2 separate regions of the Homo sapiens genome follow, and region 1 is linked to region 2. A link is a contact called in ENCODE Hi-C or POLR2A ChIA-PET data. All regions are on one chromosome and are shown on one strand. Each heading gives the region's core, a stretch centred on a gene start or an enhancer-like site at or near the end of the contact. The rest is flanking DNA. Distances are from core to core; before and after follow the strand shown. Region 1 has its middle 64 kb from the start of LINC02527. Region 2 overlaps FYN (FYN proto-oncogene, Src family tyrosine kinase).

Region 1 (3,963 bases), core at 1,143-3,642, 260 kb before region 2:
ACCAGGACTTGGTTCCAGAGTCGGTTCTAATGCCTTTGATGTATTCTTGGGCACACCTACCTCGAAGGCTGCAGCATCATCACTAATCCCTCTCTAGTGGCCATTGAGGGCTCGCCTTCCCAGGAAGAGTCATCTTCTTAGAAGACCTCAAAAACCATCAAGTTGTTTGTTGAGAACTGAGGGAGGGTTTCAGAATTTACTCAGGCTGCCAGCCTTAGAGGAGGTGTTTCGACATTTTCTCCAGCTCTAATACTAATGGTCTCAACTCCTACCACTGAGAAGAGTTGGCGCAAAGGGCTTCCTTTTGGTTCCAGTTTCTAACAAAACCAAAGGGAGAAATGCATCGTCCAGGAAAGTTGGTGTTTTGCTTAATCAGGCATCACCAACATAGACACTGTCTTAAAATCCCCAGCTAATCCTGCCCTCCTCATCACTCTGAGGCCAAAGTGCTGGGATTATGTTGTATTTATTTTTGTCTACTCAGTTCATCTAATTAGAATAGTAGGAGAAACAGGGCTAGGAACATACATCTCCTCATTCATGGAACCTAATAAGTGAAAGACCCGACAACCCAACCCTTTTACAAAAGTGCTTGCAATCCCTTAGGCAAGGGACCTAAGCTGCCAGTTGAGCTTCCCATGGACTGGAAACATGGAAAATGTGAGCTCTTTGTCACAGGGAGGACCTAATAAGAGACCAGGGGCCAGGAGCGGTGGCTCACGCCTATAATCCTGGCACTTTGGGAGGCCGAGGTGGGCGGATCACAAGGTCAGGAGATCAAGACCATCCGGGCTAACACGGTGAAACCCCGCCTCTACTAAATACAAAAAATTAGCCAGGCATGGTGGTACGCGCCTATAGTCCCAGCTACTTGGGAGGCTGAGGCAGGAGAATCGCTTGAACCTGGGAGGTGGAGGTTGTGGTGAGCCAAGATCGAGCCATTACACTGCAGCTTAGGCAACAAGAGCGAAACTCCATCTCAAAAAAAAAAAAGAAGAAGAAGAAAGAGACCAGGAAGATTACATGCTAAACTTTTCATAGATTACCCACATAACACTTCACAGTTATCATAATTGTCTGCTTACAGCTCTCTGTCTGGTACAAGGACTCTGTCTATCACAAGAGATGTTCAATAAATGTCTCCAATGAATAAATTACTGAATGAATGAGAGGTGTTTCCAAGTACACCATTACTATTTACCCAAATAAGAATTTAGCTTGTCTTGGTGTTTGTGTGTACACAAAGAGAAAATAAGGTAAGTCTTTCAGAAAGTACCTTACTACCTGTTTCGGATCTAAGATGGTGAAACCAGTTTTTAAAAAGAGACCACGGATCTTCCAAATGCATATACGTGTATATACTTATATAGCTATACAGAAATACACATATGCTCAAACACACACACACACACACACACACACACACCCACACACACACACAATGAGAAGTGCAGGCATCTGTAAGACTATAGCTTGGGGTAAGGTGACCTTGGACGCTTAAAGGTCATCCTTTACTGACACAATTTATACCCAGTAGCATCAAGAGAGTTTGTACTCATGTTTTCAGATAAATAAAACGACAATAAAAATTTTCTTACATTCCAAGAAATTTTGACTTTAGCTCCTGCCTTTTGTTCCATTCAGATTTTCTCCTTTTTTTCTATAATCTTCCACATGTTTCTCACACCATTAAGTGATTTTGTTACTATGGAAACCACACAGTCTGCATAAGGCTCAAGTATGATGTCAACTTAGAGAGTGATTTGAAATGTGTCCCATGGCCTGATAAAAAGCACTTGGAATAATATTGTGATGTGTCTATATAAACACATATCTGGGAATAATACACCTTTTAAAAATACAGGTGGGTATATGGGTGGGCAAACATGATTAATGAAGAATTCACTTACAGATACTGCTCCAAATGAAAATAAAGCTTGGTTAGGAAATGCCAGGTTTATAAAATCATGGTAATTATGAGTTAGAGCATGCAGAGTTTATCCCTTACATGCAAACTTTGCCTTGTTTGTGAAGTACTTAAATCCTAGCTTTCTAAAAGAGCTTTCCTAGAAATATTTAAAAACAGCACAGTGAACATCTAAGGAGAAAATTTTAGGTGACTTTCCGCCTGGAGGGGAAAGATAAAGAAGCTCTCCTCTTGGGGTGGTTTCTAAGCCTCTGGGTCCTTAATTCTCCGGCTGGAGATCTTGTTCTCATTTCCTAGGCAAAGTCCTGCCTTCAGACTAACACATATGTTTCTGATGTCATCATCTGGCCGTGAGTCTGTACATGATTCAGTGGCAGTGGAATCTCCCCTAATACTCTGAAATCACTTATTACACTGATAACAGTGGGGCGGGGGTGGGGGGACATGGAGGAGACTGGGAACCCTCGACCAAAAATCTCCCTAGGCTGTCTACTTGAGGACAAGCCACAAATCTGTGAGAGCTGTCAGACAACAAAGTAAGTGGCATGGAAGGCAAGCTCTGCTCCCTCCTCCTCTCCTCCTCAGCCGCCCTTCCTTCCGTCAGATCACTCGCAAGCGAGTCATCGCAACAACACTCCCGAGAACATTCTTGTTGGGTAATAAGAAAGCATAATTATATACTTCAGAGCTGTTGAGGTTTTCTTCTAGTTTCAAAACAATGAACATCCTGTGGAAAGATAGTGCCACTTGTGAATAAGCTGAGATTCTTTCCCCTGAACAACACACAGACAGTGGTTTGGAGGAAAAACCAGAGGACGGCCCTATTTAATGATTTTATTCCTTGGGTAACCTAACTGCATTGTTCTGTGGTACTCCCAGAAACAGGCTTCTGAAAGCATAATTATAAGTGTAATATCTTCAAAACTAAATATTGCGTTCTCTCCCTCTGTCTCTTTCTGTCTCTGCACACATGAGGACACACACACACACACACATACACTCTGAACAGGCCATCTAGTGCTGAGAGAAATGGAGTTGTTTCTAAGTTCATAGCAGGCAAAACTCGAAACTGACTTCAGTAACGTGTTATTGGTTTATTCACGTATTCCTAGTTCTCACCCCAGGCGTGATGAGTGAAGATGTGGAAAGGATTTCAAGTGTCTCCATAAGTGACATGGTGGTCTTTCTGGATTTGGAATCAGAGTGAAGCTCCATGAATGTGCAGAATTATGGGCTTTCCAGAGGCAGCCATTGGTTCCTGTGATTATCATCCCAACATTCCTCAGAGTCCCACAGAAAGTCACAAGAAACAGTTGTTGCTGGAGCTGAAGAAAACAACATTTAACATTTCAAAAATGCCAATCCTTTCAGTGCTCCTGTTTACTAATTATTGTCCATATGACTTCACAGGTGAGGAGATGGAGACCCAAAAAATGCCCTAGGCATTCCTATCTCAGTCTTTGTTCAGACTGAACTTCCAGAGCCCAGACTCTTCGCTTATGGCTAAATCAGGCCGTCCTTCAGAGAAGGCTGAGTTGCTTGTAAACCATCATGTAAGTGTGGTTCCTTGAACCACAGCCCACTAAACTCTCAGTTCCACTCTGATGGCCTCAGCAAAACATGCTTCCAAATAAAAACATCACATTGGTGATTTTATAAGGCTTAGGTCAAGTTCTTTTGACCACATGGACCCTGCCACGCGGAAATGAAAATTGTCAATAGCTGTTAGAAAATAACATCCCACAAGACGAAGCAAAGTATTCTGGAGCTCACACAACCACTAGTCACTGCCTGACTCTAGACCACAGACTCATGGAGATTCTGAGGCAGACACTGGGGATTTGATTGATTTTACTTTGGTGATGGCTTGGGACATATGATTTTCCTTCCTGAAAATCTGCTTTCTGGCAGTAAAAACCAAACCTAGGGGAATGAGTCATTTTTCCTCACCCAACTTTGGGTTCTGCTTCTCAACCAACTGGGAAATTTTGGAAACTCCAGTTTTTATGAGTGTGCAAGTGTGCACATGAGTATGC
Region 2 (4,137 bases), core at 743-3,242:
AAAAAAGTGGGCTCCCTGTCATTTCTGTAGGTCATAGCAGGCACTCTGAAGTGCAGAGAGACCAGAATGAAAAGGCAGACTGCAGGGAACTACTATTAGTTATCAACTGCTGTATAACAAATTGCCACAAAACTTAGCAGCTTAAAACAAAACACATTTAATTTCTTTTTTTTTTCAATTTCAGATGTTTTTTATTCAGAGGTTCTTAAAAGAAATAAAACAGAAAAGCTAACAGTCTGATCAAACATACAGCTCAAAAATGTCTTTTGACGTTTAACAACAAGTCCTAGGAAAGAAAACTACAGAGTTATCTTGAATGGGGTAAATAAGTTACCACTGGCAAGTCTGTGGCACTAGTAAAACAAAAATAAAAAATTAAATCTCGGCCAGGCGCAGTGGCTTACACCTGTAATCCCAGCACTTTGGGAGGCTGAGGCAGGCAGATCACGATGTCAGGAGTTCAAGACCAGCCTGCCCAACATGGTGAAACCCCGTCTCTACTAAAAATACAAAAAATTAGCTGGGCATGGTGGCAGGCACCTGTAATCTCAGCTACTCGGGAGGCTGAGGCAGGAGAATCACTTGAACCCGGGAGGCGGAGGTTGCAGTGAGCTGAGATTATGCCACTGCACTCCAGCCTGGGCGACAAGAGTGAAACTCCATCTCAAAAAAAAAAAAAAAAAATTAACTCTCTTGATCATATAGATATCTCTATATCTCTTTTTTTCAATCGGGTACAAAAGATCTTTCTTCATAATTTTTTTTATAATTTAATGGCTATCTACTATATGATGTTTAACTAATTTTTTTTTTAATATACAGAGGTTATGTTTCCCAAATCTTACCCAGACGAGTATGGCACTTAGTTAGACATTTCTGGCAACAGATTTCCCCTCCCCTCTAACCAAACTATCAAATTTCTGCCTTAACTAATGCAGAAGTATCAACTAGTGGGAGACCCAGGTTTATAACTGTACTAGGTACACAGAGGGTGCTGCGTTCAGCCTGGGCTTTCACAAAGCAGTAATATTCCAGGGAGCATAGAACCAGTGATACCGTGACTTTTAAAAAATAAAACAAAAACAAATTTATCTTATGACTATGTAATTTTCACTAGAATCTACACTTCTCAGAGCAGCCAGGACTTTGGAAACTATGAAATGTCACTGACATTTATCATCAAATACAAGCATAAAATGTAAGAACTAAAAAATACTCAAAAGAAATAACTGCTTAGCCCTAGCTTCTGAGCTAGGAGGATTTGGGCTGTGGAAACAGGGAGGGCCAGCAACCTGTCCCAGCACAAAAGAAAATAGACTCTGAGGTAGATAACTGATCATACACAGCTGACCAGACAAGTACACAGTTTTGGAAGGCAACTTAATTTACCATTGCTTTTAAGACATATGCAATTGCCTTAATAAAAGAGCTTTAATAACAGTGTATTATCTTATATGTACTAAAATAGAAATAACTGTGTATTTATGAATCAGGAATTTCATAGTTTCAAAACTGGTTTTCTTTACACTTGAACACTTGTAGTGATGACATAAAGTGTGGCACCGCTTGGATCCAAATCTTCCTTCATGCTTTTTTGTTTATGTGTGTCCATACATCAATTAAAATTATAAAACCTAAATTTACAGTTTCTGTGGGTCAGGAATCTGCGAATGGTCAGTTCGGTCCTTCAGAATCTCTCACAGGCTGTAATCAAGGTACGTTGGCTGGGCTATAGTCATCTCACAGTTTAGCTGAGAATGATCTGCTTCCAAACTCATGTAGTGCTGGCAGGATTCGGTGCCTCGCTGGCTGTTGGCCAGAGGCCACCCTCAGTTCTTGGTCACATGGGCCTCACCAGCATGGCGCCTTGCTTCATCAAAGTACACAAGCTGAAGTGGCAATAGAGAGAGTCTGCTAGAAAGACGGAAGTCACCATCTTTTGAAGCCTAGTCACTTAAGGGACTGCACATTCTGTTGAGTAGAAGCAAGTCGTTAGATCCAGCCCACACTCAAGGGGAGGGGCTTGCACGAGACTGAATACTAGGAGGCAGGAGTCACTGGGGACTATGCTAGAATTATGCCTGTTGGGTTGGGCACAGTAGGTCACACCTATAATCCCAGCACTTTGGGAGGCCAAGCCAGGGGGATCACTTGCACCCAGGAATTCGAGACCAGCCTGGGCAACATAGTGAGACCCCCGTCTCTATTTGAAAAAAAAAAAAGAATTATGCCTAATTATATGGAGGAAATCCTAGGCCAAATGACACTGGATATTCTCTGCTGCTGCTAGCAAACTTCTGTAAACCAGGAAGGGCCTCTCTAGAGAGCCAGATGAGAGGACATAGGGTGGGTGTGAGGAAGAGTGAGTGCTACAAGACAGTGTGAGGAGAGGTGAGTTCAAGGTAGGGGGAGGACAAGGGAGAGGGTTCCATTTTCAGCAGTGGGGCGAGCAGCACAAAACTGCAAAATGAACTGCAGATGCCAAGGGCAGTACATCCTCTAATTGGGGTGAATATTACAGAAACGGTCTTCTCTAAATTTCCCCAAGCTGCAGGAGGCATTTCCTATTACGTTCTATGTTACTGTTTTACCAGGAGAAAGGGTGGTGCATTTTACCCAGAAACTAACATAGGCTCCAAGTGGAGGAGAAGATACGACCAGCAAAGGATGTCAGTAACTGCTGCAGAGCCCTGCAAACCTGAACCCTGACGCTGACGCTGCCCTTTTGTTTGGGATGCAATTTTAATATTTCCCTGCTCCTCAGCCCTCATTAAAAGCTATTACAGAAAGAAGCCCTTCAGGTCTAGGTTTCTTTCAGATACAGTAAGGCTTCCCCTACAAAGACCAAGGCATAAACACAGCCCTGTGACTGTGGTTTTGACACGTTAATTACAACACTTCATCATGTTATTAGTGCTGGCTAGATGTAGATTGTGAGAATGAGATTTTAGTGAAGATTTAATTTCTTGGAATTAATTTCCCCTTGTGTAATAATCTCCCTTCTTGTGAATTTCGTTTCGGCAGGAGTGACACTCTTTGTGGCCCTTTATGACTATGAAGCACGGACAGAAGATGACCTGAGTTTTCACAAAGGAGAAAAATTTCAAATATTGAACAGCTCGTAAGTTTGGAGAGGGAGGAGAAGCATGTATACCTTTCAGGTTGGGAAGGGGTCTTGCATTTCTGGTCTGCATCTCTTCAGATGTCTGAAATGCTAAAAGAACATTTGCTAAATTCACTGGTTTACAACAATATACTTTGAGAAAAAGAAGAGTCAGTGACACAGTGCAGTATTTTATGGCACTGTGTGTCCAAGGAGATTTTTGGAGAGTACCAAAAATACTAGCACAGTCCATGTTTATTGGTTTTGGTTTAGGTTTAAAGGTTGTAAAATCACCAGCATCGCTCTCCACAGCCCTGAGTGTTTCTACAAACCTACAGTTTCAAGTGATTGGCACAAGCCTTGGCTACCCACGTTTCGTGCTCTCTGCCTTGAGATTTTCTTCACATTTCAGATGTTACACTAGCTAAGCCCTCACTTGAGGCTTGCAACAAGTTCTTTATTTTATAAACTGCTAAACATTTCTTTGGTGAAGCCTGTGGAGGCGTTTCCCTATAACAAAAATTTGGGAGTGACTGGAATCTTTTGGAGCTAGAAGAAGTGATTTTACCCACTCTTGAATGAATATGCTGCATGGTTGTTTAATGTTGGCCAGGAGGAACAACAGTTAAACAAGCAGTGGGGAGATTTCAAGAGTGAGGATCACTCACTTTTCAAATCCTACATTCAGTACCTCCATAAGAAGAGTAAACACGGGTCAGATTTTCTTAGGGTTTATAAATACTGCCTCTATTAGATTGAGGCAGTGTATGTGGATGAGGCCCTTCAGAAAAAAATCTAGGTTCTGAAGAAAGTGTGGGGGGGTGGGGTTCCACATCAGCAAGCCAGGCATCTCCAGCGTCCCTATGAGTGCTCCCGGTGGTTGGGAAAGAATGCCACCCAGGGGCTGAGGGGCACACCAGGAAGTTCTTCTATGCCACCAAGTCTGGTTGCTTCTCCTCTGCTCTCTGAGCAAATCAGATTCCATGTTGGCAGAAGGACTTGGAGCCAGGCTCCTCAGCTTTCCCAGAAGGATA

What was found. Hi-C counts contacts between places; a loop is a spot of excess contacts on that map. ChIA-PET counts read pairs that join two places held with the same protein, here RNA polymerase II (POLR2A). Pooled maps may share reads with other maps.
Region 1: a loop to region 2 is called in a pooled map, with 2.5 times the contacts of the local background. The contact joins two enhancer-like sites. A Hi-C loop is called at or near these places in 2 of 168 maps with a recorded cell type or tissue (naive thymus-derived CD4-positive, alpha-beta T cell and transverse colon) and 6 of 50 pooled maps. POLR2A ChIA-PET finds 5 or more read pairs at or near these places in 7 of 52 experiments (CD4-positive, alpha-beta T cell, GM12878, H1 and 4 more).

Annotation. Positions count from the first base shown.
Region 1 is chr6:111,971,905-111,975,867 of GRCh38, reverse strand. No RefSeq gene overlaps it. Among named protein-coding and RNA genes, the nearest start is that of LINC02527, 64 kb to the right of the region's middle. Within about 2 kb of position 2,392, at least 25 of the 41 ENCODE cell types and tissues checked have a DNase peak (open chromatin) inside an H3K27ac peak, as active enhancers do; they include CD4-positive, alpha-beta T cell, where a contact is called at or near this core.
Region 2 is chr6:111,713,331-111,717,467 of GRCh38, reverse strand. It overlaps FYN (FYN proto-oncogene, Src family tyrosine kinase), which reads left to right. Exons shown (of 14, transcript NM_002037.5): 5 at 3,025-3,121. Among named protein-coding and RNA genes, the nearest start is that of TRAF3IP2, 110 kb to the right of the region's middle. Within about 2 kb of position 1,992, at least 4 of the 41 ENCODE cell types and tissues checked have a DNase peak (open chromatin) inside an H3K27ac peak, as active enhancers do; they include CD4-positive, alpha-beta T cell, where a contact is called at or near this core.